Regions from separate parts of the Homo sapiens genome. Here region 1 is linked to region 2. Evidence: read pairs that join two places in POLR2A ChIA-PET (ENCODE). Cell type or tissue: A673. All regions are shown on one strand.

Region 1 (4,000 bases), 55 kb before region 2:
CGGGGGCTCCCGCCTGTAATCCAGCACTGTGGGAGGCGGAGGCAGGTGGATCCACTGAAGCCAGAAGTTCAACATCAGCCTGCGCAACATAACGAAACCTCGTCTTTACAAAAAATACAAAAATTAGCCAGGCATGTTGGTACATGCCTGTAGACCCAGCTACTTGGGAGGCTGAGGTGGGAGGATTGCTTGAGCCTGGGAGATGGAGGCTGCAGTGAGCCGAGATGGTGCCACTGCACTCCAGCCTGGGCGAGAGAGTGAGACTCCCACAAAAAAAAAAAAAAAAAAAATTAAAAATGTAAAACAAAATTCAAAACACATTTAGGCCTGGCGCAGTGACTCACGCCTGTAATCTCAGCACTTTGGGAAGCTGAGGCGGGTGGATCACCTGAGGTCAGGAGTTCAAGACCAGCCTGGCTAACACGGTGAAACCCCGTCTCTACTAAAAATACAAAAAATTAGCTGGGCGAGGTGGCGGGCGCCTGTAGTCCCAGCTACTCGGGAGGCTGAGGCAGGAGAATGGCGTGAACCCCAGGGGGCGGAGCCTGCAGTGAGCCAAGATTGCGCCACTGCACTCCAGCCTGGGCGACAGCGAGACTCCGTCTCAAAAAAAAAAAAAAAAAAATACAAAACTTGGCCGGGCGTGGTGGCGGGCACCTGTAATCCCAGCTACTCAGGAGGCTGAGGCAGGAGAATCGCTTGAACCCGGGAGGCGGAGGCTGCAGCGAGCCGAGATCGCGCCATTGCACTCCAGCCTGGGCGACACAGCAAGACTCTGTCTCAAAACAACAACAGCAAACAAAAACAAAAGAACCCAAACAAATAAATAAATAAACAGTGTGAATAACAGCACCTTGTAAGTGTCACCTCAGTTGCGTCACAGGCTAAGAATGATGCCTCGTACAGTACGTGTTCAAAACATATCGTCACAGAACTGTGCTTGAACACCCCGCGGCTTCCCACTGCATTCGGATTAAAGGCCCTGTCCTGAACCGCAGGGCCCCACGTCGCCTGGCCGCCGTCCCCTGACCCCACGTAACGCCCCACACTGTCCCCCTCTGCCTCTGAGCACACCTGCCTCGGGGTGTGGACCTTGCCGGTTCTTTGGCCTGGAATGCACTGCCCCCAGGTTTTTTATGGCTGAATTCTTCTTGTCATTTAAATCTTCGTTCAAAAGTGATCCTCTCAAGCCAGGCATCCCCCCGTCACTCTCTACTGCGTTACCCAGTTGTGTTTATTTTTTTCACAGCACTCATCTGACCGGCAAGGATCTCATTTGTTGACGGACTCCTCCTGCAGACAGGGTCTCGTCTGTCTCGGGCGCCTCTGTGTCCCTAGTTCCTGCAGGCCTGGCACGTGGAAGGTGCTCCGGCAATACTCACAGGCCAGAGGAACCAACTGGGGCATGGGGGAAGGAGGTGACAATGGCTCCCCGCCGGGGCTGCTTCAGGACAGGGCTCAAGAAGCCCTGTGTTCCCACTAAACCCCCTGCTCCCGTGTCCACTGAATGGCTGGCATTGGCCCAGGTGCAGCCCTGTGACAGACTCTCCCAGGGTGCTCAGGGTTTAAGGTTTAGGACTAGGAATCTTGAGACATGGCCAAGATCATCACATGAACTGGATTCCAGGAGATCATCCTGTTCAGCTCCTTCATTGAGCTGATACCAGAGAACCAGAGAGGCAAAGGGATGTACTCGCGGGCACACAGCAGTTAAGTAGCAGACTGAGACGAGAAAAATGGGAAACCTTGACTCCCACCGGCCTGGCGCCCTGTCTTCTCTGGCACCTTGTGCCACATGAGCCTGAGGGGCTGGGGACCCCGGAGGCCTCCCCGAGCACAGCCACGGCATCCAGGCATCGGATGGGAAGGGCGCTGTGGATGTCACGGCTCTGGCTGTGCCGGTCATCGGTACCAGCCCCGGCTGGGGTCACGGTCCAGAAAGGAGATCCCTCCAGATTTCGGCTCAGGAGCTGGTTCCGCTGTCTTGAAGCGGGACTGGGGAAGTCTCTGTGGGGATCCTGGGGCCTCCTGGCCTCTCTACAGAAGCCCAGGACCAGCTCCACGGGCCCCTCCCGCCTCTCCAGGGCCCATCCTGGAGGGCCAAGGGTCTACGGCTCACTGGACCCAGGACTGACGCTGCGTTTCTCCCCAGGGTGGGGCAGGCAGGTCACAGGCGCAGGGGACTGTCTGTTCCTCGAAGGTGCTGGGGGGCCGTCAGGACACAAACATCTTCCTGCCCCAGCATGAGTTCACAGGGGAAACGAGGTCAAAGAACAGCACCTGCTGACCAGTTCCCAACCACCTGGGCAGTGAGCGAGGCCACTCAGCAGAGGGCCAGGCCTCTCCAGCACCAGCGCCCTGTGGCCAACACCTGGCAGCTCCCCCAGACTCACACCTGCAGGCTTGGGGGCGCTTCCAAAATGCCTGGGGCAGCTCCCCCAGACTCACACCTGCAGGCTTGGGGGCTCCTTCCAAAATGCCTGGGGCAGCTCCCCCAGACTCACACCTGCAGGCTTGGGGGCTCCTTCCAAAATGCCTGGGGCAGCTCCCCCAGCCACACCTGCAGGCTTGGGGGCTCCTTCCAAAATGTCTGGGGCCTCATTGCCTCTGGGTACTACAGCAACACTGGGCTCAGGCAGCTTTGGCCTTTGAGGAACCCCCTTGATTGGCAGGTTCTCCTCTCCCTGGTCCAGAGCCATCCAAAAGCTGGGGCACCGCGCCCAGCACCGCTGGCTGGCCAAGCCGTCTGTGGCCTGCAGGGAGGCCGGGGAGGACCAGCGCCCTTCTACCCTCCCTAGGTACCAAGAAGCGGCACCTTGCCAAGTTCACTCAGAGCAGGGTTCCCGCCTTGATGTCTGCAGCCCCCTCTGAAGTCGCACACAGTGTGTGCATGGGGTGGCTCTGTGTCTGAGTGGCCTCCAGAACCTTCATCAGATTCTCAGAGTCCAGGGTTCCCGCTCTGCGGACTCAAGCAAGCCTCTTGGGAGCTGGCCTGGCAGAGAGATCAGAGAGTACTCATGAGGCCCCAGCAGTGAGGTCTGCCCACTCGGCAGGTGGGTAAGTGCTGTGGAAAAGAGGGAGGGTCGCCCGACCCCACTGCCAACCTGTCAGCCAGCCTGGCCGCAGTCAGGACCCACACATAGGCCCAGGAAGAGGTGGGCTGGTGTAGGGGCCTCCAGCTCTCGGGGGAGGCAGCACTGTAGTCCCCTGTCTGTGGCTGAGGGGTCGCTATGGGGGTGTGTGTGAACAGAGAAGACGCACGATGAAGCTTTCTTCCCACCGGGAAACAAGGAAGGGCGGTGGGCAGCCGGGCCAGGCCAGACTTCTATTGCAGAAGGCTGCGAGATCTTTCCTGACGCCCAGACTGGATTATAAAATAAAGTAGACGAGCCCAAGACATATCTGTATCTTGTACCCAGCACCTGTGTACCCTCGATGGCCAAGTGAGTGGTAGAGTGAACCTCTGGGGTGTGCACGTGGTCTGCACACCTGGTACCATCAAGAAGGAATAAACGACAGGCTCTGTGAGGGGTGGGGTTGTCCTGCGGTGGCGATCAAGCTGACAAAGAAAGGGACCCTTTCCTCCCCCCACCCCAAGACCGAGTCTCGCTCTGTTGCCCAGGCTGGAGTGCAGTGGCATGATCTCGGCTCACTGCAACCTCCACCTCCCAGGTTCAAGCGATGCTCCTGCCTCAGCCTCCCTAGCAGCTGGGATTACAGGTGCCCGCCACCATGCCCGGCTATTTTTTTTTTTTTTGTATTTTTAGTAGACACGGGGTTTCACCATGTTGGCCAGGCTGGTCTCGAACGCCTGACCTCAGGTGATCCACCCGCCTCTGCCTCCCAAAGTGCTGGGATGACAGGCGTGAGCCACCACACTTGGCTAATTTTTGCATTGTTAGTTGAGACGGGGCTTCTCCATGTTGGCCAGGCTGGTCTTGGACTCCTGACATCAGGTGATCCAAGAAAGGGACCTTCTTCTAAGACCATCATGAGCCTG
Region 2 (4,000 bases):
TGGCTGTCCTTGGAGTCCTTGGGACCTTTCACTTTGAGTTCCTGCCAAAGGGAGGAGAGGAGTCATGGCCTGTTCTGTCCCTCACCTCTCCCAGCCCCCACTGTGAGCCTGGCAAGAAGGGGAGTTCTGAAACTCAGGGTGTACATATGAGAACAGAGGCCGGGTGTGGCGGCTCACGCCAGTCATCCCAGCACTTTGAGAGGCCGTGGTGGGCGGATCACCTGAGGTCGGAAGTTCGAGACCAGCCTGGTCAACACGGTGAAACCCCATCTCTACTAAAAATACAAAAGTTAGCCAGGTGTGGTGTCAGGTGCCTGTAATCCCAGCTACTTGGGAGGCTGGGGCAGGAGAATCGCTTGAACCTGGGAGGCGGAGGTTGCAGTGAGCCAAGATCACACCATTGCACTCCAGCCTGGGCAACAGGGCGAGACTCTGTCTCAAAAAAAAAAAAAAAAAAAAAAAAAAAAAAAAAAAAAAAGAAAGACAAAGGAGCCCCATGGCCATGGGCTGCCTCTGCCACCCCAATCCCCTGCACCACACCTGTGAACTCCTGGAGCCTCGTGGAGTCCAGTGGCTGGGGCGTGGGCAAGAAGGAAGGGACTCCAGGTCCCAGAGATGAGAGAGGCTGGCAGGGAGCCCTGTGATTACAGGAACCCCGACTCAGGAACCCTACACGTCGGCCAAGGGCAGACAGGGTTTGAGTTGACCAGCGCCAGGTACTCCAGCCAATCTTTAGGGCATGAGGAACCCATGAGGTAGGAAGGAAGGGTCCCACACGCCAGCAGGGAAGTGGTGGACCTTCGGCAGAGATGCTGAGCTCCCCAGGACAGTGAGCTGCATCCTACCCCCATCAGAGAGCACTTACTCAGCCCCCAGCACCCCCGACACTCCCCACCCACCACTGCCCATGCTGGGGGTCCGAGAGGAAGCTTCGAGGGAGGAACAGCCAATGCCCCTCCTGGATCCCAAGCCAGGCAGCAGGTAGTGAGTACTGGAAAGACCCCCGGGATGACTCATCTGCTCCAAGCCTCTTTATCCTCCTTTAGAGACGTTCCAGCCCCAGCTTTTGCTAACAGGACAGTGCAGCCTGCAACTGGAGCTGTAATACCATCCCCACTTGGCAGACGGAGCACACGGAGCCTCAAAGAGGGGTGTGGGAGGGAAGGCAGGAGGCAAGGTGAGGCCACGGTCAGGTGCCCAGGTGATGAGGCCAGGGTCAGGTGCCCAGGTGATGAGGCCAAGGTCAGCTGCCCAGGTGATGAGGCCAAGGTCAGCTGCCGAGGTGATGCCACCTGCTTGGTCTGCAGGGGAGGAAGCGCTCAGACAGCAGGAACTTCCTACTTCTGTCTCAAGCTGTTTCTAGACAGAGAAAACTCCTGGAGATGGAGCTTGGGTGTGTGTATATTTTGGGGGGCGGGGGGGTGGGGGATACTCAGCGTCCCCAGCCTGTGTCTCTGGCTGGTGCCTGGACTCCCAGATTTCGGGAATGTTTCCTCACGCCCCCTCCAGTGAAGTCTAGGGTATGAAATCACTCCTGCTGCAGAGAGGAGCCTAATTGCAGTAATTAAGTGGCAGCCTCAGCAGGAAGCAAGCACGTCATCGAGTGAGTCAGGATGAGAAGCCACCTGGCAGAAAGCCAGGGGCCTGGCTCTGCCCTCCAGGGTGGGCAGGCTGTGAGGGGCTTATGGTTGGGTGTGGGGGTTTCTGCCTAGGCACAGAGAACAGGCAATCAGCCCAGGCCAAGAGAAGACCCCACACTCTCTGCACCATGTCTGACCCCGGGATCTTGGGCGGCCTTGGCAGGGCTGATCTGAACACAGACCAGGGGAGTCCAGGTAGTTCCTGGGTTGGGCTGGAAACCGCAGGGAAAGCACCATTTCTCCAGCCCCTTTTATTTGTATTTTTAATAGAGACGGGGTTTCACCATGTTTCCCAGGCCGGTCTTGAACTCCTGGGCTCAAGCCAATCTCCCGCCTCGGCCTCCCAAAGTGCTGGGATTACAGGCGTGAGCCACTGCACCTGGCCTCTCCAGCCACTTGACTCCATGGAGAGGGACTTCCCCACCCTGCACTTCGTCCTCCCAGGCAGAGGGTGACACATCTGCTCCATGGGTCTGGGAGAAGAAACTATGGTCAGCCATCCTCTCTCTGCACACTGGGTAAGAGGCGTGGGCTCTGTCCTCATTGTGGAGAGGGGCCTGTGTTTTCCTATTCCTGCAAGGGACTCAATAGATACTTTTTTTTTTCCAGACAGGGTCTCGCTCTGTCACCAGACTGGAGTGCAGTGGCGTGATCGCAGCTCACTGCAACCTCCACCTCCCGGGTTCAAGAGATTCTCCTGTCTCAGCCTCCCAAATAGCTGGGATTACAAGTGTGCACCACCACGCCCGGCTAATTTTTGTATCTTTAGTAGAGACGGCGTTTCGCCACGTTGGCCAGGCTGGTCTCAAACTCCTGACCTCAGGTGATCCGCCCGCCTCGGCCTCCCAAAGTGCTGGGATGACAGGTGTGAGCCGCCACGCCCGGCTTCTATAGGTACGTTTCATTCCAGAGGCGAAGTGTCAGCAAGCCCACTGTGGCTACAGATCCAAATCCACATTTTCCAAGCTGCATTTTTTTAACAGTAATGAAGGTGACATGTTCATCTCCAACTGTCAGCTTCTCTGCTGCCTCTCGGTGGATTCTAAACGTGGGCATCGACCGTCACCCCTGAAGTTTCAGGAAAACTACCCTGCGTTTCCCCAACTCTTCTAGCGTTAGAGCTGAGACGGGAACACAAAGGGCCAAGAGGGGCCTTTACGGCAGGACTCCCAAAACTGCAGAAGCTTCTCCCCTTTTCTAGGATGGAGGTTCTCTTGCCCTGAGCTGGGGGCTGTTCCTCTCAGGCCAGTGCTTCAGGGGTGCCACTGAGGTCTTTTTGGACAAAGGGATGAACTGGGCTCTGTCCTGAAGGATCCTAAGCAACTGTCCCTCCATGCCACCTCTTAGGTAGAAATGTTGATGGCAGATAGGACTGCACCTCTGCCCTGTGGAGGAGTGCGGGAGGAAGGCTGGGCCTCAGGAGCAGAAGCACGCGTGTTCCCAGCCAGGAAGGCTGGGCCTCAGGAGCAGAAGCACGTGTGCTCCCGGCCAGGTAGGCTGGGCCTCAGGAGCAGAAGCACGCGTGTTCCTGGCCAGGAAGGCTGGGCCTCAGGAGCAGAAGCACGCGTGTTCCCGGCCAGGGATTCTAAGGCTCCTTCTCCACATAAGTGGCTCTTACCCTTTTTGTGTTTATGGGATGGCAGTCTTAGAGTTGGCAAGAACCTTAAAAGACGACCTATAGTCCAAATTTCCTCAAGACTTCCCTGTCATAAATATTACCCAGAAGCTTGTTCAAATATAGAATCTTGGGCCCCACGCAAAGCCTTCTGAATCAGAAGCTCCGGGGAAGGTGCCAGGAAATCTGTGTTTTAAACAATGCCCCAGTGATTCTTATCAAGCAAGGTCAGGATTAGCTGGCCAAGCTGGACTCAGTGGCTCGCACCTGTAATGTCAGCACTTTGGGAGGCTGAGACGGGCACATCACCCGAGTTCGAGACCAGCCTGGCCAACACGGCAAAACCTCATCTCTACTAAAAATACAAACCTTAGCCAGGCGTGGTGGTGTGCGCCTGTAATCCCAGCTACTTGGGAGGCTGAGGCAGGAGAATCACTTGAACCCAGGGGGTAGAGGTTGCAGTGAGCCGAGACCGCGCCACTGCACTCCAGCCTGGGCGACAGAGCAAGACTCTGTCTCAAAAAAAAAAAAAAAAAAAAAAGGATTATCTGGCCATTTCTAAACCCCTCATTCTACCGGACAGGACATAAAAGCCAAGAGGGGGGACGTGACTTGCTCAAGGTCACCATAGTGTGGTGTGGGAGAACACTGCCTTGGATTTTTTTTTTTTTTTTTTTTTTTTGCCTCCCCTGTTCCTCTCTCTAATCTGAAAGAGAATAATAAAAAAATAAATAAAATAGATCGT

What was found. ChIA-PET counts read pairs that join two places held together with the same protein. Peaks named below come from ENCODE experiments on the same cell type or tissue, not always from the same donor. Only the 100,000 strongest peaks of a DNase experiment are listed, where the experiment ranks them.
Region 1: POLR2A ChIA-PET joins it to region 2 with 17 read pairs; 3 of 35 experiments call an interaction of 5 or more read pairs at or near these places.

Annotation. Positions count from the first base shown.
Region 1 is chr17:1,024,514-1,028,513 of GRCh38, forward strand. The region is part of intron 16 of ABR (ABR activator of RhoGEF and GTPase); the gene reads right to left. Among named protein-coding and RNA genes, the nearest start is that of MIR3183, 4.0 kb to the left of the region's middle. In A673, no CTCF peak of the experiment used is centred here; no DNase peak of the experiment used is centred here.
Region 2 is chr17:1,079,350-1,083,349 of GRCh38, forward strand. ABR (ABR activator of RhoGEF and GTPase) reads right to left here. Exons shown (of 23, transcript NM_021962.5): 6 at 1-41. Among named protein-coding and RNA genes, the nearest start is that of MIR3183, 59 kb to the left of the region's middle. In A673, no CTCF peak of the experiment used is centred here; DNase peaks (open chromatin) are centred at 1,062 and 1,572; H3K27ac peaks cover 692 bases.